2 separate regions of the Homo sapiens genome follow, and region 1 is linked to region 2. The links are chromatin loops, found by intact Hi-C in ENCODE. Cell type or tissue: Caco-2. All regions are shown on one strand. Each heading gives the region's core, and the rest is flanking DNA. Links, peaks and the distances in the headings are about the cores only. Region 1 has its middle 25 kb from the start of PRXL2A. Region 2 overlaps LOC100130698 (a long non-coding RNA gene).

Region 1 (11,312 bases), core at 1,928-9,927, 130 kb before region 2:
CTCTTTCATGTGAAGAACCAAGCATAGGACCTAGCTCATGCTTAGTACTCAGTGGCTAGGTACTAAATGGTTATAACTATTAACTTAATTGTTATAATAGTTAATTGTTGTAATAGTTAAGACTGTAACTACCAATGACCACATGCTCATGATCTGCCTTGTACCATGCTAAGTGCTTTACATACATTATCTGCCAGCCTTACATCAGTTCTGTAAGGAAAGCATTACTATCCTCTTAAAGAGGAGAACTGGAGGCTTAAAGAGATTAGTGACTTGGTCAAGGTCGTAGAGCAAGGAAAAGGTAGAGTTGGAGTTTTAATTCAGTCTCCATCCGAATGAAGAGATGTGTGGGTGGCCATGTGAAACACATACGGAGCATCACTGCATTTGCGCAATTTCCACCTCAAATCTGAACCTGGTCATGCAAGCCTGAAGACAGCTGGCTTCCCCGAGACAGCCTAGCCCAGCATCATAATGTGGGCTGCTGTCAGTTAGACCCAGTCTGGGGCTGCCAAATTAATGAGCCCCTAGACTATCCAAGATGATCTGCACAGTGGCTTCTGTTCTTTCCCTGGCTTCATCTTTATAGCTGTCCTCAGTGAGATGAGCACTGAAGAAGAATTAAATAAGGCCATGAGCACATCAACAATGAGAATGGTCAATATCACCTATGCTGAGGCTTTACCTGGGGCCAGAGGCCAGGATTTGTCCAGAAAATTTGTACCTTTAGGGTGCCAGCAAGGTGGAGAACTTGTCCTTGTCTGCACCCTATTTCATCTGACTTGCTCTAAACCCTTCATCAGAACCTGAACCAGAGCTGAGGTTCACATGGATAATCTCTCCCTTGAGGCAGAGTTAACTCTCTTCGGCCTACAGACAGCAAAGGAGAATGATATTCAATGGAAAAATTCAATGTTCTCAGGCTACTCAAAACTTCCTGTTAAAAAAGAAAAAAACTATGCAAAAAAAACTTCCTGTGATTTGTCTATGATTTCTTATTTTAAGGATGAAAAAAATAAAACCCAGGGAGAGTAAGCACTTCCCCAAAGTCACCAGCAATCTCCTGCTAGAGCCAGGCTACTGCTGAGGTCTCCTGGCTCCCTGCCCAGAGCTCTAGTCACCATAACACACTTGCTTAGCTTTAAACTCAATTTGCTTATTTGAGGCAAAACTAAAAGAAGACACAATTTCTTTTTGTTGTTATTGTTTTTGAGACACAGTCTTGCTCTGTTGCCCAGGCTGGAGTGCAGTGGCACGATCTTGGCTCCCTGCAACCTCTCTCTCCTGGGTTCAAGCAATTCTCCTGTCTCAGCCCCTCGAGTAGCTGGAGTTACAGGCATGCGCCACCACACCCAGCTAATTTTTGTATTTTTTTTTTTAGTAGAGATGAGGTTTCGCCATGTTGGTCAGACTGGTCTTGAGCTCCTGACCTCAGGTGATCTGCCCACCTTGGCCTTCCAAAGTGCTGGGATTACAGGCATGAGCCACCGTGCCCAGCCAGAAGGCACAATTTCAAAGTCTCTGAATATATTTGAGCATTTCCATAGACAGATGGCTCCTCCAGCCTCTCCCTTTGCATTACGAGTTTGAGGCTGCTTGGTGGAATGAAGAAAGGATTGACTTTGAAGCCGGCTGGGCCCTTTCAAAGCCTTGGGCTTTGACTCTTGGCAAAATCACTTTCTCTCTCTAGCCCTAGGACTGTTGTCTGTAAAATGGTACCATTACCTGCCTGGCAGGGCTGTTGTGTTCCTGCTTATTTTTGGAGCTCAATTCTAATGTCACTTTCAGTGTTCCCTGACCTTCTATCTAAAGTGGTCTCTCTAGAGGACTTCTGATTTCAATTCTGATATATGAAAAGGTTAGAAGCGCTCTCATCCTTACAAGAAAAATACGGGAAACTGGAAAATCAATGACTTTCTCTGGATCTATCAGAAAACTGGGTTTGGAGGCCAAATCTCCATCTGGGTTCTGGAGAGAAAGGCTCTTCCAAGAAGTCCAGCTGAGATCTCCTTACCTGGAGCAGAAGCCAGCTCAGTGATGCCTCAGAACGGATGGTCCGAACTTACAATGGTTCAACTTACAATTTTTTGATTTTATAATGGTGTGAAAATGACACACATTCAGTAGAAACCATACTTTGAATTTTGATCTTTTCTAGGGCCAGTGATATGTGGCACAATGCTCTCTTGCAGTGCTGGGCTAATGTAAGTGTTCTGAACATACTTAAAGTAGTGTAGGCTAAGTTGTGATGTTTGGTAGATTAGATGTATAAAATACATCTTCAACTTACGATATTTTCAACTGATGATGGGTTTATTGGGACATAACGGCATCATGAGTCCAGAAGCATCTGTAGTAATTCTGATGAATTACTGCAGGTAGTGTGTGGATTAGTGTGAGAAGGACAAACATCTACAGCTGCAGTCTTAGTGGTGGCCCCCACACTTTTTTTTTTTCCTCTGAGACGGAGTCTTGCTCTGTCACCCAGGCTGGAGTGCAGTGGCGCGATCTCGGCTCACTGCAAGCTCCGCCTCCCGGGTTCACGCCATTCTCCTGCCTCAGCCTCCTGAGTAGCTGGGACTACAGGCGCCTGCCACCAGACCCAGCTAATTCTTTGTATTTTTAGTAGAGACGGAGTTTCACCATGTTAGCCAGGATGGTCTCGATCTCCTGACCTCGTGATCGCCCCGCCTCGGCCTCCCAAAGTGCTGGGATTACAGGCATGAGCCACCGCGCCCGGCTGGCCCCCACACTTTCATGGACTTTATTTTCAAGAAACACACAAGGTACCGCTGGTGAAGACTTGAGGAAGTTCCCCTTATGGTTTAGTGGTTCTTGAAGTGGAGAAGAAGAGTAATGCCCGTGAAATATGCCCAGAATATTTTACATAACAGAGATCTAATCTTCAGAGGAAAAGACTCTGGCAGAGGCTGATCTCAGTTGGGAAAAGAACATTCATTCCACTCAGTTGGGAAAAGAACATTCTAACATTCCATAACGTTAGAAGAAACATTAGTTTCCTCTAACCTTTCTGTCTCACTTAAGGGGGAAAAACATAGTCAACAGGAATCAAGACTTCAGGAAAATAAGCTAGAAGTGTTGCAGCCAGGGGAGTATGGAGAAATACTTGAGAAAGTCATGCCAGCATTATCTTACTAGCCAAACTAAATAAAGACTAAATAAAGACTTTACAAGAAAGGAAAACTATAGCCAATATAGCCAACTATAGCCCAATATCTTTTATGAACATAGACACAAAAGTCCTCCACAAAAAAGTAGCAAATAGAATGAATGCTTTCTCTATAGTATCTGGATCAAGGCAAGGATATCCTTCTCATCACTCCTATTCGACATTATACTGAAAGTCCTAGCTACTGCAATAAGAAAGAAAAAGAAAATAAAATGAATACATATTTAAATTGGAGAGACAAACTGTCTTTATTTGCAGATGACATGATTGTCTATGAAAAAAATCTTGAAGAATCTACCAAACACAAAAACAAAAAAACTCTTGAAACTAATAAGTGAGTACAGCAAGGTGAATATACAAAAGATTGCTTTTTTATATACCAGCCATGTACAAATGGAATTTGAAATAAAAAATTCCATTTATAATTGCACCAAAAATACTTAAGTATAAAAATCTAACAAAATATGTATAGGATCTACATGTGCAAAAGTACAAAATACTGATGAACTAAGTCAAAGATGGTTTAAATAAATGGAGACCTATTTCCGTCTCATGGATTAAAACAGTAACAAGCCAGGCACTGTGGCTTTTGGCTGTAATCCCAGCTACTCAGGAGTCTGAAGTGGGAGGATTACTTGAGGCCAGGAGTTCGAGACCAGCCTGGGTAACATAGTGAGACTCCGTATCTAAGAAATTGAAAAATTAGCTGGGTGTGGTGGCTCATGCCTGGAGTCCCAACTACTCGGGAGGCTGAGGCAGGAGAATCTGTTGAGCCCAGGAGTTTGAGGCTGCAGTGAGCTATGATCATACCGCTGCACTCCAGCTAGGGCAACAGAACAAGACCCTGTCTCTGAAAAAAGAAAGAAGGCCTGGTGCAATGGCTCATGCCTGTAATCCCAAACTTTTGGGAGGCCAAAGTGGGAGGATTGCTTGAAGCCAGGAATTGGAGACCAGGCTGTGAAACAATGTGAGACTCCATCTCTAAAAAATTGAAAAATTAGCCAGTCGTAGTTCCAACTACTCAGGAGGCTGAGGTGGGAGGATCACTTGAAGCCGAGAGTTTGAGGCTTCAGTCAACTATGATCGTACTACTGCACTCCAGCCTGGGCCTTGTATCAAAAAAAAAAAAAAAAAGGGAACAAAGAAAGACTCAATATTATTAAAATATTAATTATTCCCAACTTGAACTATAGATTCAATGCAATCCCAATCAGAATCCCAGAAAGCTATTTTGTAGATATCAACAAATAGATTCTAAAGTTTATATGAAAGGAAAAGACTTCAAATAACCAACACAACACTGAAGAAGAAAAAAGTTGAAGTAGTAATACCACCAATTTCTTTTTTTTTTCTTTTTTCTTTTTTTTTTTTTTGTTTTGAGGCAGAGTCTTGCTCTGTAGCCCAGGCTGGAGTGCAGTGGCGTGATCTCAGCTCACTGCAAGCTCCGCCTCCCAGGTTCACGCCATTCTCCTGCCTCAGCCTCCCATAATACCACCAATTTCAAGGATTACATGAAGCTATAGTAATCAAGACAGTGTGGTATTGGTTAAATAGATATATAGGTCACAAAAATATGGTCGACTGATCCTTGACAAATGCACAAAGGCCATTCACTGCAGAAAGGATGATCTTTTCTTTTCTTTCTTTCTTTTTTTTTTTTTTTTTGAGATGGAGTCTTGCTCTGTCACCCAGGCTGGAGTGCGGTGGCACGATCTCGGCTCACTGCAAACTCCGCCTCCCAGGTTGACGCCATTCTCCTGCCTCAGCCTCCTGAGTAGCTGGGACTACAGGCGCCTGCCACCACGCCCGGCTAATTTTTTGTATTTTTAGTAGAGATGGGGTTTCACCGTGTTAGCCAGGATGGTCTCGATCTCCTGACCTCCTGATCCGCCCGCCTCAGCCTCCCAAAGTGCTGGGATTACAGGCGTGAGCCACCACGCCCGGCCTGATCTTTTCAACAAATAGTGGTAAACAATTGGATGCACAGATGTAAAAAATGAACCTAAATACACACCTTGCACCTTTCACAAAAATTAACTCAAAATGAATATAGACCTAACCGTGAAACAATGTGGCTTCTCCCTGTGGCCCTTTATTTTCTTCATAGTACTTACCACACTCTGGACTTATTTTCATATAGTACTTCAAATTTATTTGTTCTATTGCTTATTATCTCTCTTTCCAGCTACTCTGTAAGCTCCAGAGGGATGGCTGTGTCTGGTAAGTGCTCAATACATAACCATTATTATTTTCAAGTTGCCCCTTGGTTTACTTAGACTATCTTAGCATAATTATTGAGAAATATGGAGGCCAAAGCAGGGGTGATTTACACAAGATTAAGTACTAAGTAAATCCCCATAAAAAGAAACACAAAAAGGAAACATTTCTACAGGTTATGGAAGATCTGATTGTCTAGGCTGACTCTTTGTATAAGCAGAAACATGGACCTGACCTCAGGATCCCTGCTGAAAGTCCTGCTGCAATTAATAACCATCCATTTCAAATGGTAGTTACCAGGGGCTGGGATGGGAGTGGAGGTTGGGAAGATGTTGGTCAATGGATATAAAATTTCAGTTAGATTGGAGAATAAATTCAGAGATTTGTTGTACAACGTGGTGACTAAAGTTAAAAACAATGTATTGTACACTTGAAAATGGTTAACATTTTTAGTGTGCATGCCACAAAAAATGATAAGTATGTTAGGTAATGCACATGTTAAACATATTGTACATTATATATATATATATACATATACGTATAGTTTTTATTTGTCAATTTAAAAAACAAGCAAAAGGCCAGGTGTAGTGGCTCACACCTGTAATCTCAGCACTTTGGGAGGCCGAGGTGAGTGGATCACCTGAGGTCAGGAGTTCGAGATCAGCCTGACTAACAAGGTGAAACCCCTTCTCTACTAAAAATACAAAAATTTGCCGGGCGTGGTGGCGGGTGCCTGTAATCTCAGCTACTCAGGAGGCTGAGGCAGGAGAATCACTTGAATCCAGGGGGTGGAGGTTCCAGTGAGCCGAGATCACGCCATTGCACTCCAGCCTGGGCAACAGAGTGAGAATCTGCCCCAAAACAAAAAAACAAAAACAAACAAAAAAAACTACCTATTTCAGATGAAAATTTGTGAAGTGCTGGTGCCACCACATGGCTGTGGGAGGAAAACCAGCTGGGGCTTTTGTTAATGCAGAGAAAAAAACAGTAGAGGTGGCAGGAAATTGTCCCTTAGCAGCGACAACTACAACTTTAAAATTACACAGGTCTAGCACAGCAACAACAATCATGACAGCAGCAGCAGCCAATGCTGATGCCATCGGGAGTCCCTGTGGTCCAGGCATGCTAATTCTATGTGCTCTATGTGAATTATCTCATTTAAGTGTCACAGGGAGTAGTGGAAGTTGGAGATGGATGTTCATGGGTGGGAGAACCAGAGACTGACTTCCTGAGTTTGAGATGCGTGATGAAGGTCTATGCCTGGAAGGAAAGTCAGAAGCATTTAGCTAATGACTGTTATATTCGTGATCATAATATAGCCATGAGCAATGGTAATGGTAATTACAATAATGAACCCGAGGGCAATTTTATGACAAGAGAACAGTTTCAATAGGTTCTCCTTCCTGCATTTGAGTAGAGTAATAGTTTATTTAGAATTATATTCAGTTAGATAATCAGATAAACCGAAGAATGTGGTAGTGTCTCTCATTTCCCTCCAGGAGACTGACTTTCCCATCAAATTGTAGATACAGAAGCTGCAAATGTGAGCCTCACAAATACCAGCAGGTTTAAGAGACCAAGGAGAGAAAAAAAAAAAGAAACACAAAAGTGTTACTTTTAATACATTTACTCTGCCCAGCATATGAATGCAACCCCAAGATTTGCAGTCACCTAACAATCTCAACAACCAGAGAGGTCAATTTTCCTCCTAGAGTGAGGACAGGTAGAGAAAATAACCAGAGAGTTCCCTCCATTACTCTTCCATCCTGGAGGCTGGCAAGGAAGAATCCTGTTGAAACACAAAAACTATTAGATGGGACTCTAGCACACCATGTTAACAGTCACGATGAAAGCCAGAGTGACAAATATACATTTCCTACTTTTGAAAATGAAGAAGTTGAGCTGTCCAGATTCATATTGATAAGTTTTGCTTAAAAAATTAATTTTTCCCAAATGAAAAAACATATTTTTATTTTATATGGGATTCATGATCTTTATAAAAAATTTTATGATACAGAAAAGCATGACAAAATACAAATTCAATAGTAATCCTGTCCTCAAATGACCATCTTTCCAGATAGTTCTCTGTGGATAGACACACCAGTACACACAAACACACACCCTGATATTATAAATTTGTATCTTTCTACATTATTGCTTTTAATGGATACATAATGGCCATAGTGGAACATTTCCATGATGAATCCCAGTAATGTCGTTTGTTCTATCTACCTACCTATCTGATTTGTGTAAGAAATTAAGCGCAGACATACCTCATTGTATTGTGTTTTGCTTTGCTCTGTTTTGCAGATACTGCATTTTGTTTAAATATTAAAGGTCTGGCCGGGCACAGTGGCTCATGCCCGTAATCCTAGCAATTTGGGAGGCTGAGGCAGGCGGATTGTCTGAGCTCAGGAGTTCAAGACCAGCCTGGCCAACATGGTGAAACCTTGTCTCTACTAAAAATACAAAAAATTAGCCAGGCGTGATGGTGCATGCCTGTAATCCCAGCTACTCGGGAGGCTGAGGCACGAGAATTGCTTGAACCCAGAGGTGGAGGTTGCAGTGAGCCGAGATCATGCCACTGTACTCCAGCCTGGGCAACACAGCAAGACTCTGTCTCAAAAAAAAAAAAAAATTAGCAGGGTGTGGTAGCGCATGCCTGTAATCCCAGCTACTAGGGAGGCTGAGGCAACAGAATCACTTGAACTTGGCAGGCAGAGGTTGCAGTGAGCTGAGATAGCACCACTGCATTCCAGCCTGGGCGACAGAGTGAGACTCCACCTCAATAAAATAAATAAATAAATAAATAAATAAATAAATAAATAAATAAATATTAAGGTCTGTGGCAACCCTGTGTTGTGCAAATCTATGGGTGCCATTTTTTTCCAACAGCATGTGCCCACTTTGTGTCTCTGTGTTATATTTTGATAATTCCCACAATATTTCAGACTCGTTCATTATTATTATATCTGTTATAGGAATCTACAATCAGTGATCTCTGATGTTACTTTGTAATTATCTACAATTACACCCATATAAGATGGTGAACTCAACCAATAAATACTGTGTGTGTGACGGTGAACTCAATCAACAAATACTGTGTATGTTCTGACTGCTCCACCAACACACCATTCCTTCATCTCTCTCCCTCTCCTCATGCCTTCCTATTCCCCAAGACACAACAATATTGAAATTAGGCCAATTAATAACTGTACAATGGCCTCTAAATGTTCAAGTGAAAAGAAGAGTCACGTGTTTCTCACTTTAAGTCAAGAGCTAGTTATGGGCTGGGCATGGTGACTCACGCTTGTAATCCCAGCACTTTGGGAGGCCAAGGCAGGCAGATCACTTGAGGCCAGGAGTTCGAGACTAGCCTGACCAACATGGTGAAACCCTGTGGCTACTAAACATATAAAAATTAGCTGGACGTGGTGGTGCCTGTAGTCCCAGCTACTCAGGAGGCTGAGGCACAAGAATTGCTTGCTTGAACCTGGGAGGTGGAGGTTGCAGTGAGCTGAGATCACCCCACTGCACTCTAGCCTGGGCCACAGAGCGAGACCCTGTCTCAAAAAAAAAAAAAAAAAAGTAGTAATGGTTAGGCTTAGTGAGGAAGGCATGTCGAAAGCCAAGACAGGCCGAAAGCTACGCCTCTTGTGCCAAACAGCCAAGTTGTGAATGCAAAGGAAAGTTTATGGAAGGAAAGTAAAAGTGCTGCTCCAGTAAACACACAAATGATAAGAAAGCGAATATGGAGAAAGCTTTAGTGGTCTGGATGGAAGATCAAACCAACCACAATATTCCCTTAAGCCAAAGCCTAGTCCAGAGCAAGGCTCTACCTCTCTTCAATTCTGTAAAGGCTGAGAGAGATGAATAAGCTGCAGAAGAAAAGTTTGAAGCTAGCAGAGGCTGGTTTATGGAAAGAGGCCATCTCCATAACATAAAAGTGCAGAGTGAAGCAGCAAGTGCTGATATAGAAGCTGCAGCAAGCTATCCAGAAAATAATTGAAAATAATTATCCTGGGATAATTGATGATGGTGGCTACACTAAACAACAGATTTTCAATGTAGATGAAATAGCCTTCTATAAGAAGAAGATGCCGTCCAAGACTTTCATGGCTACGGAGGAGAAGTCAATGCCTGGCTTCAAAGCTTCAAAGGACAGGCTGACTCTCTTGTTAGAGTCTAATGCATCTGGTGATGTTAAGTTGAAGCCAACACTCATTTATCATTCTGAAAATCCTAGGGGCCTTAAGAATGATGCTAGATCTACTCTGCCTGTGTTTATCAGTGGAACAACAAAGCCTGGATAGCACATCTGTTTATAGCATGGTTTGCTGAATGTTTTAAGCCCACTTTTGAGACATACCGCTCAGATGAAAAGATTTCTTTCTTTTTTTTCTTTTTTTGAGACTGAGTTTCACTCTTGTTGCCCAGGCTGGAGTGCAATGGCACCATCCTGGCTCACTACAACCTCCGCCTCCCGGGTTCAAATGATTCTCCTTACTCAGTCTCCTGAGTAGCTGGGATTATAGGCATGTGCCACCATGCCCAGCTAATATTTTTGTATTTTTACTAGAGACAGGGTTTCACCATGGTCTCGAACTCCTGGTCAGGCTGGTCTCGAACTCCTGACCTCAGGTGATCCACCCACTTCAGTCTCTCAAAGTGCTGGTATTACAGGTGTGAGCCACTGTACCCAGCCAAAAAGATTTATTTCAAAATATTACTGCTCACTGACAATGCCTCTCATCACCTGAGAGCGCTGGTGAAAATGTATAAGGAGGTAAATGTTGTTTCTACGCCTGCTAACACAACATCCATTCTGTAGCCCATGGATCAAGGAGTAATTTTGACTTTCAAGTCTTATTATTTAAGAAATACATTTTGTAAGGCTATAGCTTCCATGGATAGTGATTCCTCTTATAGATCCAAGCAAAGTAAATTAAAAACCTCTGGAAAGTTTTCGCCATTCTACATGCCATCCAGAACATTTATGATTCATGAACATTGTGATCACTGTTGAAATGACAACAAAGATTTTCACTATTCCACAAACTTAGTTGATAAAGCAGTGGCAGTGTTCGAAAGGATTGACTCCAATTTTGAAAGAAGTTCTACTGTGGATGAAATGTGGCAAACTTCACTGTTCTCTTAAGAAATTGCCATAGCCACCCCAGCCTTCAGCAACTACCACCCTGATCAGTCAGCAACCATCAATGTTAAGGCAAGACCCACCACCAGCAAAAAGATTTACAATTCGGAGAAGATTCACATGATTGTTAGCATTTTTTAGCAAAAAAAGTATTTTAAAATTACATATGCATATTTTTTTGAAGACATAATGCTATTGCACGCTTAATAGACTACAATATAGCATAAACATAATTTTTACATGCACTGGGAAACCAAAAACTGTGCGTGACTGGCTTTATTGCCTTATTTGCTTCATTGCAGTGAACTTGCAGTATCTCCGAGGTATGACTGTACCAAATCAAAGCACTCTTTTTGTAATCAGCCCTCAAAATTGTCAGTCCATGTTTGTGCGTTCTTGCTTTTGTTCTGGGAGGTTGTTTTAGGAAATGTTTAGATCTTTGTTTTAAGAAAAGGTCAGATGCTAAGCAGATTGGAAGCTGGGGTAGAAAACCACAAGATTCTGAAGTTCATTCTGCCAGTAATATAAAAGGAAACCCTTAGAGGCAATGTCAGCAGGCAGGGCTTAGTAAAGTTCACCGAACTTGGAGCTCCTCCCCTGCATATCTGTCCCTCATCTCTCTGATACTGCTCCCTAGCGGTGAGGGCGGATGGTCGAGGTTGGTCCCAGCAACCTCCTGGTATGTCAATGTTTTCCTTCTCCCTTAGGTACTTAAAGGATACTATTTAGGCAGGAGGAAAAGATACCTTT
Region 2 (11,312 bases), core at 2,091-10,090:
AGAGTTGCTTTCTGGCTTCTCATTGAGCCACCACATGATCCTGCCAGTCCAAATGCCCAATTACCACCAGGCCCTACATAATTTCTCAAATTTTCCCAAATGTATTTTTGAATTATTTATGAGGGGGCTTCAAAAAGTTCATGGAAAATGTGTATTATGAAAAAACTGTGCATGGACTTCAAATTTTTTTTACACCAAAATAAACTCACACTAACTTGTTATAATATTTCTGAATAGGGTCTAGTTTGAGGCACTGAGAAGGATCAGAGATTGGCTTGATAAGAGCACCTACCAGAGCAACATGAATTCTGTGAAAATTGAAGTAAAAACAAACATTAAATTCATGGTGAAGCTTGGGTGGAAGAATGGTGAAGTCATGGATGCTTTACCAAAAGTTTATGGGGACAACATCCCCCCCCCCAAAAAAATCAGCAGTTCACAAATGGAAAACACATTTTAAGAAAGGAAGAGATTTGAGACCAGCCTGGCCAACATGGTGAAACCTCATCTCTTCTAAAAATACAACAATTAGCTGGGTATGGTGGCATGCACCTGTAATCCCAGCAACTTGGGAGGCTGAGGTAGGAGAATCACTTGAACCCGTGAAGCAGAGGTTGCAGTGAGCTGAGATCATGTCACTGCACTCCAGTCTGGGTGACAGAGCAAGACTCCATCTCAAAAAAAAAACAACAACAAAAAAAAACCACAAGATTATGTGGAAGATGAAGTCCACAGCGGTAGACCATCCATATCAATTTGTAAGGAAAAATATTCATCTTCTTCATGCCATAATTGAAGAGGATCAATGATGAACAGCAGAAAAAGACCCAACACCATGGACAGATCAACTGCAGACAGGAGGGGAGATTTAGATGAAAATTTTAAACAAGTGGGATTAAGATCCTGAAGCATTTCTTCAAAGAATTGTAACAGGAGATGGAACTTGGCTTTCCCAGTACAATGCTGAAGACAAAGCACAATCAGAGCAATGGCTACCAAGAAGCAGAGGTGACCTAGTCACAGCAAAAGCAGACAGGTGAAGAGCAAAGGTCAGGGCAACAATTTTCAGTGATGCTCAAGGCATTTTGCTTGTTGACTTTCTGGAAGGCCAAAGAACAGTGACATATGCTTATTACGAGTGTTTTGAGAGAATCACAGCTTTAGGAGAAAAATGCCCAAGAAAGCTCCACCAGAGAGTTCTCTATCATGACAATGATCCTGCTCATTCCTCTCATCAAACAAGGTCAATTTTGCGAGTTTCAATGGGAAATCACTAGGTATCCACCTTACAGTCCTGATTTGGCTCCTTATGACTTCTTTTTGTTTCCTAATCTTAAGAAATTATTTAAAGGAGACCCGTTTTTCTCCATTTAATAATGTAAAAAAGACTGCCTTGACATGGTTAAATTCCCAGGATCCTCAGTTCTTTGGAGATGGACAAAATGGACGATATCATCACTTACAAAAGTGTCTTGACCTTGATAGAACTTGAGAGAAATAAAGTTTATATTTTTTATTCTTGTCTTTTAATTTCATTTTCCCACAAACTTTTAAAAGTCCCTTATATTTGTTTTTAATTTAAAAGCCTCTTTTATATGTGCTTTACTTTTCCTCAAATGATACATCAATAGTATTATACATATATGAATAAAATTTGGTAAATAATGGTTATTTAAATTATTCTCATTATAAGTTCTAGAAAACAGAAGGAGTTAATTTTAATTTTATGATGTAGTCCATTATTTCCAAAACTATGCTATTATCTGGGAGCATTTCGACCACCAGAAACATTTGAAATATCAGAACACTTCCTCTCTGCCAATGCTTCTGTGTTGCTCAGTGATAAGACAACAGTGGAGGCTAGTTGTCAGTCTCCATAAATGTAAAAGAATGGTTTGACTGTGCTGACATTCTAAAGGGTAGGTGGCTCCTGGTCTGGGCCCAGCAGGGCTGCTGCCCCCTGGCTGTAAGGGTCCTGGCCAGAGCTGGACTGAGCTTAGCTGTTCAAGGCAATGAGAGGTTGGTACAGGCTGGGATTCCTCTTCACCAGCGCATCTGGCTTACTGGGCCCTCAGATTCTTCATTTGGGGTAAAAAGCCTGCCCCAGTGTCATCACCATCTGTACAATGCGTGTGCTAAAGGCCTCAGGGCAGCCTGGGCGAAGCGCTGGGGTGTCTGCAGCTTGAGGACTAGGGGTTGGGATGCCATGCTGAGCCAGGATCAAGCCTGCCCAGGGATAGATATGCACACCTTATAGGTAAAAAGCAAGGCTGGATCCTCAGGGTGATATAGTGAGCAGTCCTAGGACCTGAGGTTCAGACCAGGTCCACCTTGCAGTGTGAAAGGCCAGGTGAGCCTGACCAGGCTGGGCCTGGTCCGTAACTGTGGTCATTGTGGACCGAACACACTCTGGCATCTTCAGGGAAACCTGAACAGAGATTCTGGGGTCAGGGGGAACAAGGTTTGAAGCAGGCTCTAGAATCTTCAGGCCATGCGACTTCTGAAAAGCTGTGGAACCTCACTGAGCCCCAGTTTCCCTAGCTGTTACAAGGGAATGAAGATGGACCGTGCCTTGCAGTGAGCTTGGGAGGGATATGGTAGACAGAAAGGGTCTAGCTAGTGCCTAGGACCTAGCAAGTGCTCAGCAATGGATAGTGCTTCACATCAGCCTTCTCCAGGGGCACAGAACTGAGCTGGCCTCTGTGGACAAATGAGGATGAGACAGTTAGAACAGCCCTGAAAAAAGATGAAGACTGTTCCTGTCAGACCAGGCCTTTGGGAAGCAGGGGAAGTACAGGAGAATTCATGCAGATACAGCCTTGGAGACACAGAGAATTAAAATTATGCCTCCCGTCCTATCTTGGCACCTGATACAAAGCAGCTCTCCGTGAATGAGGAATGAATGAACAGGGAGAGTGATGTGTGACATTTATTTGCCCATCCTTCAATTGGCTGCAGTTTTTAATTCAGCCAGTAGAGGGCAGAGGTGGCTCGCGCATTCCCTGTGGACAGAGGAGGGGGTTCCAGGGAGTTCTGTGTGTTCCCATGGGGGATAATAAGCCTCAGGGCTCAGGGACCCCCATCCCTCACCAGGAGGCCGTTCAGAGCCCCCGAGAGATCAAGACTCTCCCCAGCTTTCCATCTCTCTGAACAGGGCAGGCCAGTTGGGACAGACACTCTGACCAGGTTTCCGGGGGCCTTGGTGTGCCTGCGCCCCATCTTGTCTCAGGGACTGCTCTGCCTTTCTCCTTTGTTCGGGGCGGGGGGACCTTTTTTGTTTTTTTTTTGAAACAGAGTTTCGCTCTGTTGCCCAGGCTGGAGTTCAGTGACGCAATCTCGGTTCACTGCAACCTCCACCTCCCGGGTTCAAGCAATTCTCCTGTCTCAGCCTCCGAGTAGCTGGGATTACAGGCACCCCCCGCCACCTTGCCTGGCTAATTTTTGTATTTTTAGTGGAGATGGGGTTTCGCCATGTTGTCCAGGCTGATTTCGAACTCCTGACTTCAGGTGATCCGCCCGCCTCGGCCTCCCAAAGTGCTGGGATTACAGGCATGAGCCACTGTGCACAGCCTTTTGGGGAGTACTTTTCTTAGGCGGAAAGGATAATGCACATGAGTGCTTATCCCATGCCGTTCCTGCAACCAGTGTCTGTCAGCTGGGAGCTAGCTGTTTATGCCTGTTTTACAGACGTAAGAACTGAGGCCCATTGCAGGGTCACCGTTATCAATAAGGAGCAGAGCCTGGTTAAGCATGGAGTGAAATTTTGTGTGAATATGCGTTCTTTGTATTTCCCCTGCCCCTTGGCTTGGATGCTAATGGCTGGTTACCTTGATGAAGGAAGGAAAAGGGTGGCTGGCTCTTCCTCCGGTGGTAGAGAGAGGGATGGCTGCCATCAGGCTCCACTGACCCAGAAACAGTTTTTTGGGGGGCCAAAATGCTCCTCTTTTTGGGAGAGGGTTGTGGGATTGGATGCCAACCTTTGCATGGCACCTTGAAGAGCCTTTCTGCTTGAGGACACTAGCCCATGTCCCGCCTGTGGCAGAGACTCCCACCTCCCAGGGCGCTGTAATGCTCTGTTTAAGACTGACCTGTCTACCTTGACTACAGTGGACCTGTAGGTGGGTGCAGGCCTCATGACAGATGCAGCAAAGCCACATCAAAGTGTAGATCAGCTCTCTGCTGGCCTCTTGCTTCCCTCCAGCTCAGTAGTGGGTTTCTGCGTTAGTGCACTGCTCCCTTCTCTGGTTCATTTTTTTTTTTTTTTTTGAGATGGAGTCTTGCTCTGTCACCCAAGCTGGAATGCAGTGACGCAATCTCGGCTCACTGCAACCTCCGCCTCCTGGATTCAAGTGATTCTCCTGCCTCAGCCTCCTGAGTAGCTGAGATTACAGGCACACACTACCATGCCCAGCTAATTTTTGTATTTTTAGTACAGACAGGATTTTGCCATGTTGGCCAGGCTGGTCTTGAGCCCCTGACCTCAGGTGATCCACCTGCTTCAGCCTCCCAGAATGCTAGGATTATAGGTGTGAGCCACCGCGCCTGGCCCCCAGGTTCATATTTATCCCTAACATGTGTCCTCGAGTAGCTGTGTGCTACTGGGCCCTATAGGGAAGAGCCAGCTGGCCCTGTCCTATCTTCCACAGGTCATATGAGCTGAGGCTCTTAATCCTCCTCCTTCTACACTCCTGTTGTTCCTAGGACCAGGATGGATGCCGATAGGGATTTCATACAGATTCCTTGTTTGTCCTGTGGATGTTTGCAGGGCCATGGGCAGACAGAGCCAGGGCAGTGGGCACAGCCCCAAGAAGAGTGATGCTGGGTTACCTGGATGAGGCTTTGTGGTGGGAGCAGACATGGCTAGTGGCCAGTGTCTCCGCTGTGGTCACTTGCCATAGTTGCACTCCAGCAGGCCCAAAGGTCCTTTGTGAAGGTCCCTCCAGGCCTGGCTTCTGTCTCATGGCCTTGCGTAGTGTGTGGTCCACAGCACAGTCCATGACCCTTGGGAATATCCATCCCAAGGGTATATGTATAACACAAAAGATGGCAGCAATAAGCCCAAATATTTCTGTTATCCTTATCAATGTGAACTAATTAAACTCATAAATTAGAAGTAGAAACGGGGTTTCACCATGTTGGCCAGGCTGGTCTCAAACTCCTGACCTCAGGTAATCCACCTGCCTCGGCCTCTCCAAGTGCTGGAATTAAAGGTGTGAGTCACTGTGCCCAGCCAATTTTATTCTTTTAGTTTTCAGATGTTTGGCCAGGTGTCTGAGCACCCTGCATTGAGATGCTTCCTTTGTCCCATTCTCTATTTCTGTATGGATTTCTGTCTACATCTGGACTTGCTCTTCTATTATATTTATCTGTCTGTCCATACATACACATTTACTACACTGTTTTAATAAATGAAGCTTCATAACTGAATTGCCTTTAATAAATGGTACCAGCTCCAATACCAATTATAGCAGAAAACATGGTCCCCTGTATTAGGTATTTGAGAGCAAGATGGATGATCTGGGTGCTCGAGCTGAGAGAATTTCTTTCCCTATGCCAGGCCTCCTTTTTACTCTTAGAGGCAGGTACCCCATTTTATAGATACAGAAAGTGAGGTGAGGTCAAGGAAGGTCAGTTCCCAACTGTGCCAGCTCTGAATTTTGCAGGGTTTAGGAGCACCCAACCTCATATGCCTATTTGTGGATGAGAAAACTGGTTCTGGGTGGAGATAGAGACATGTGGAAAAGACAGATCTGATGATGCATTATCACTCAACCACTCACTCATTCACCACTTCACCCCAGCACAGACTGACCGTGTGCTAAGGCCAAGCCCTGCACTGGGGCAGAGAAGGGGCTGCTCCGTCCCCTGGGATCTCACGGTGGGCTGGAGGGAAAGGCGAGGAAGCACTGAGGGACAGGAGGGAGGAACTGTGGTGGGAATAGAGGGAGGAACGGGGCTGTGGGCCCCCACAGTGGGGCCTCATGGTCTTAGCCTGGGCCCCCCTTCCAATGCTGAAAGTAGGGCAGGTGCCCAGGACTTTGCAGCAGGAGGACTATTTCGAAAAGTGAATCCAGGGAGCAGAGTGAGGGTCTGGGAAAGTAAAGGAGGAGAAAAAAGCTAAGGGTATACTGTAGAGATGACCACATTGAAGGCAACTGAGGCTTAACCCAGTGTGATCTCTAGGACAGCATCTAGAAAGTGCATCATGGCCAGGCGCGGTGGCTCACGCCTGTAATTCCAGCACCTTGGGAGGCTGAGGCAGGCAGATCACCCGAGGTCAGGAGTCTGAGACCAGCCTGACCAATACGGTGAAACCCCGTCTCTACTAAAAATAGAAAAATTAGCTGGGCATGGTAGCGGGTGCCTGTAATCCCAGCTACTCGGGAGGCTGAGGTGGGAGAATTGCTTGAACCCAGGAGGCGGAGGGGGCAGTGAGCCGAGATCACACCACTGCACTCCACCCTGGGTGACAGAGCGAGATACTGTCTTAAGAAAAAAAAAGAAAGAAAGAAAAAGAAAGAAGGAAAGAAAGTGCATCAGACTGTGCATGTCTCTCTCTCAGTGAAAAAGGGAGAAGCATTTAACTCCATGTTCCTGTCTCCATTGGTTGAGGGCTGTCCTGTGGGAACAGGGCAGGAATCCACCCGGGGTATGTGGATCTGGTGACAGCCAGCATGTGTGGACTGTTTGCCAGAGCTGTGGCTGGAATCTGGAGCCAGGTGAGAACAGATGAGGCTGGACAAAGGGTCTCAGCCTGGTTCCCAGGTATGGGACTTGACAGCCACCTAGCTGGCCAGGATGGGAAATGCAGCAGGGACCAGGCAGCGAGGGAGGCTGCTGGGATCCCCACCCCACAGAGGAGGCAAACCTGAGACAGGGCAGCCCTTTCCCCTGGAAGTCCTTGCTTCAGGGACAGACCCAGAGGCTCCACACAGCAACCCAGCCACAAGGGAGGCCTGCGTGTCCCCATGTGATGGGCTTTCATGGCGCTGGGCCTTAAGGAGGTCACAGCCTTGGAGTGCAAGAACTCCCATGGCTCCTGAGTCCCAGGACTACCTGCCTTTGCTGTCCCCTCACCCAGGCCATCTGCCCCCCTCCACCTCCTGCAGGCTCACCCTTTTGTTCCCTGCTTTCTCTTTCTCTGCTTCTCTCTGCCTCCCTCTTTGTCCTTCCTTTCTCTCTGTGACCCTGTCCTCAACAACTCTTTCCCTACCTCTATTGTGCTGTTTCTCTGTGATTCTCTCCAGCCTCCTCTCCCTGTCTCAGTCCTCTCCATCTCTCTTGTTTCCTGTCTTCATTCCTCTCTTCTCTGTCTTTTTTTCTCTGCCTTTCCCTCCGTGTGTGGATCACTGGCCAGCTCTCTGGACATCTCCCTCCCTCCAACTCCCTTGGTTCTCACTGTGGGTCCTTCTGTCTTTGTCTCTTCCAGCTTTCCTTTTCTCCCCCTGGGCCCAAATCAACTTCTCTCCATGACTCCATCCTCCCATCTCCATCTCTCTCTCTCTCTCTCCTCACCTTCCACCTTCTCTCTCTCTCCCTTCTCTCTTTCTCTCACTGTTTCAACCCCTCTCTCTCTATCCTCCTTGTCTTTCTCCTTCTCTCTGTCCTTCCCCTCCCTCTCTCATCCCTTCTCTCTCTTCTCTCTGCCTGTCTCATCCTCTGACTGAACTCACCCCTGCGTTCTCTACTCCTCTCCAGTCCTGCTCAGTGAGCCTCTCACCACCGACCTCTGCCTATCACACAATTTAAAAATTACAGGAAGATGGTGGGGGGCACAGGACTTATGGAGAAATGTCTACACCCAGCTCAACTTCCCTTAGAGCTGCCTGGAGTTGGTTCTACCGAGGGCAGCTGGCTCAGTGGGGAATGGGCTCTGACAAACCCTGAGTCTCTGCGAGGCCCCTCACAGGCTCCACAGCCACTGCTGGGCCCCCTTCTATTCCCTGTCAGAAGTTGGCCACCTCATGGGGATGTATTACTGTCTATCTGCTCACAAGGCACCACTGGCAGTCACTAGGAGCACAGTGACTCTTTCTAGAATGAATGAGCACAACCTCCACCCGTGGCTGGATACAGGATATTCCCCCACCCCAGAAGCCCCCCTCGGACCCTTCCCAGTCAACACTACCCAAAGGGTAACCCTGCTTCTGTGTCCAGCAAGGCAGTATCTGCCTGAGTTTGAATAGTGTATGAGGAGTCACACCTGGTATACCCTGGGGTGTGAACTGGTCCTCCAGGAAGCGGACACCCAGAAAGATAGGACTGCAAATGTTTCTAAAGGGAAACACTGGAAATGAGAGAGAGAGGAGGAAGCATGGGACATGGAGCATCAAATATGGTAGAGACTTTTCCAAGATATCATGGCCCAGGAGACTCTTCAAATTTCAAAATTATCCTGTAAGGTAAAAAGATTTCGGTTTATTTCCAGGTGACCTTCTTTTGCCCAATATACATTTTGTCTTCTATGAAATATCTGTGCCCCTGCTGAATACTTCTGTGTGTGGCCATATCTGTGTCTGTATGTCATGGAGAATAATTATCCACAGATCACAGATACAAATCTCAGAGTTTAACTGTGTATGCATTTTTAGGATCTCTTCATCTCGTAAGGATCTGAATTCTAATCTTGGAGACAGGGGCTTTCCCTTATCTTTTGAAAGAGAAACTGGAAATCCCAGAGCCTGAGCTGCTACACCCTAAGGTTTATTAAATGAACTTCAATGAACACCTTTTGCTGATCTTCTGAGTGGAAATATTTTCATTTAACCAGCGGGAGGGGTGAGGCTCTACCATCTACCAGCTATTTTGCAAGATGCCTTCCTTATGAGCTTGGTCTCCCTGTCCTCACCATGACCTCATAATCGCATCATTCCCAGCTCATTTCTGAGAAAGCTGGGGCTCTGAGCTCTACTGAGAGTTGGTGTCTGGGCTTAGGCAGCAAAGACACAGGGAAGGGGAAGCATTTTGCCTGCCAAGGTTGGGAGATGCAAAGCTGAGAGTTGTGGGTGGGAAGGAGAGGGTGCAGGAGATCAGAGTAGGTCACAGCAGCTCAGGATTGGCCTTGAGTTTCCAGCCAGAGTTGGCCTCATTCTGAAGGCCAAGGCCGCAGCTCCACTGAACCAGACCCATCCTCATTGTTAGTCTCCTTAGGCCGTGAAAACTCAGGGAGACAGGTTCCCCTGACAGAACCAAGTTAAAATTTTCAGACCTCTAGGCATTCATTCACCCCGATCTAGAGCCTTCATGCACCCAGGGAAAGAATCATCTTCCTACCGATAATGGACTAAAGGCTGTAGGGCAACAAGGAAGTGCTGGGGTGGTAATTTCCTGTGCACAATGTGGTATCTGAGCTCCCATGGCAGCTCTGTGTGGCCCTCACCGCAGCCTCCATGCTCCTGCTCACGCTGCTTGCCTGGCTAGGAGCAGCCTTCCAGCTCTACCTGAGTTCAACAACCCCCCATGTCACACCTCCCTGCTTCAGCTTTCTCTTCCACAGCCTCCTGTTTACTCCCAGGAGATTCTGTCTCCTCCTTCTGCACCCTGTGTCCCTTCACTTGTGTTTCCATTGGGCTGGTCAGAAGCTCTGTGCCCTTCAGTGTGGGTCTCTCTGCTGCAGCACACAGGATGCCCTGCCAGCCAGGGATGGGTCTCATCCCTCACAGAGCTGGCCATATGGCCCAGGTTCCACACAAGCCTGCAAAACTTGTATTTCTAGCTTCTATAAATAACCTCTGGCTGGGCACAGTGGCTCACACTTGTAATCTCAGCACTTTGGGAGGCCAAAGTGGGCAGATGGCATGGCTCCAGGAGCTTGAGGCCAGCCTGAGCAACATGGTGAAACGTGGTCTCTACAAAAAGTTAAAAAATAAAAATAGCCAAGCATGGTGTTGCACACCTGTAGTCCCAGCTACTCTGGAGGCTGAGGTGGAAGGATCACCTGAGCCCTGGAGACGGAGGTTGCAGTGAGCCAGGAGTGCACCCCTGCACCCCAGCCTTGGTGACAGAGCAAGACTCTGCCCCCACCCCTTAAAATGAAAAAAAACTCTTTCCTCATCTACAGAAGATACCTTCTGCCAAGGTCATGATGAGGAAATAATGCAACTGACTTGTACTCTCAGAAACTTGAGCAAAGTGACCACATCCTCAGCCAGTGCAAAGCCCTGCAGTACAATCTGTAACATTTCTATTCATTCAGAAAGGGAAAGATGAATCCATTTTGCAACTCAGTTCATACTGTTCAGATAAATATACCAAGTAGTACATGTGGAGGTCGTGGTCGAGGTCCTACAGGCAACAATGGGTAGGGGAGCTGGTTGAGGTCCTGGAGGAGTTCAGATAGCAGAGGCCAGCCAAGTGGAGGAGGTGGCAGATGTACTAGAGGAGACCCTGGTGGAGGAAGTGGCTGAAGTCCCAGGGACCACAAATGGAGATTATTGAAGTAACCGAGGAGATTCATGTGAAGGTGGTTATTGAGGGGCCAGACGCCACCCAGGTAGAAGGGGTGGCTGAGGATCCAGAGGTTACTAAGTGGAGATGTAGTCGGAGGTCCCAGAGGCCTCACAGAACAAAAAGGTAAATGATGTCCTAGAGGAAGGCAGCTATAAAAGATGGATGAGGTCCTGGAGGGAAGACACATGCTGGACGTGGATGAGGTCTGGGAGGACCAAGAGCTGTAGGAGGTGGATGAGGTCCCGGAAGACAGACACATGTAGCATGTTGATGAGGTCCCAGAAGACTTACAGCTCCAGGAGGTGGATGAGGTCCCAGAGGACCAACAGCTGCAGGAGGTGGATGAGGTCCCAGAAGACCTACAGCTGCAGGGTGTGGATGAAGTCCCAGAGGACCAACAGCTGCAGGAGGTGAATGAGGTCCCGGAAGACCAACAGCTGCAAAAGGTGGATGAGGTCCCGGAGGACCACCAGCTGCAGGAGGTGGATGAGGTTCCGGAGGACCACCAGCTTCGAGAGGTGGATGAGGTCCCGGAGGACCGACAGCTGCAGGAGGTGAATGAGGTCCCGGAGGACTGACAGCTGCAGGAGGTGGATGAGGTCAGATGCATGCCGTGGGTCAATGAGGTCATGGAGGACCAACAGGTGCAGCAGGTGATTGAGGTCCTGGAGGATTGACAGCCGCAGGTGGTGGATGAGGTCCGGAAAGACAGGCAGCTGCAGTAGGTGGATGAGGTCCTGGAGGACTGACAGCTGCAGGAGCTGGATAAGGCCCCAGAGAACAATCGAGTGGAGGAGGTGGTTAAGTTTTCAGGGGACTCTCTAGTGCAGGAGGTGGCTGAGTTCCCAGAGGACAGTCGAGTG

What was found. A loop is a pair of places that touch in the nucleus more often than their neighbours do. Peaks named below come from ENCODE experiments on the same cell type or tissue, not always from the same donor. Only the 100,000 strongest peaks of a DNase experiment are listed, where the experiment ranks them.
Region 1: a loop joins it to region 2, with 8 times the contacts of the local background. A loop is called at or near these places in 3 of 110 quality-filtered maps.

Annotation. Positions count from the first base shown.
Region 1 is chr10:80,378,254-80,389,565 of GRCh38, reverse strand. No RefSeq gene overlaps it. Among named protein-coding and RNA genes, the nearest start is that of PRXL2A, 25 kb to the left of the region's middle. In Caco-2, for the core only: a CTCF peak has its summit at 6,312; a DNase peak (open chromatin) is centred at 6,335.
Region 2 is chr10:80,252,495-80,263,806 of GRCh38, reverse strand. LOC100130698 (a long non-coding RNA gene) reads right to left here. Exons shown (of 6, transcript NR_136612.1): 6 at 8,399-11,312. Among named protein-coding and RNA genes, the nearest start is that of MAT1A, 32 kb to the left of the region's middle. RefSeq lists a silencer at 4,000-4,294 and enhancers at 6,454-6,954, 6,955-7,455, 9,921-10,040. In Caco-2, for the core only: a CTCF peak has its summit at 2,980 (motif pointing right); DNase peaks (open chromatin) are centred at 4,285 and 6,776.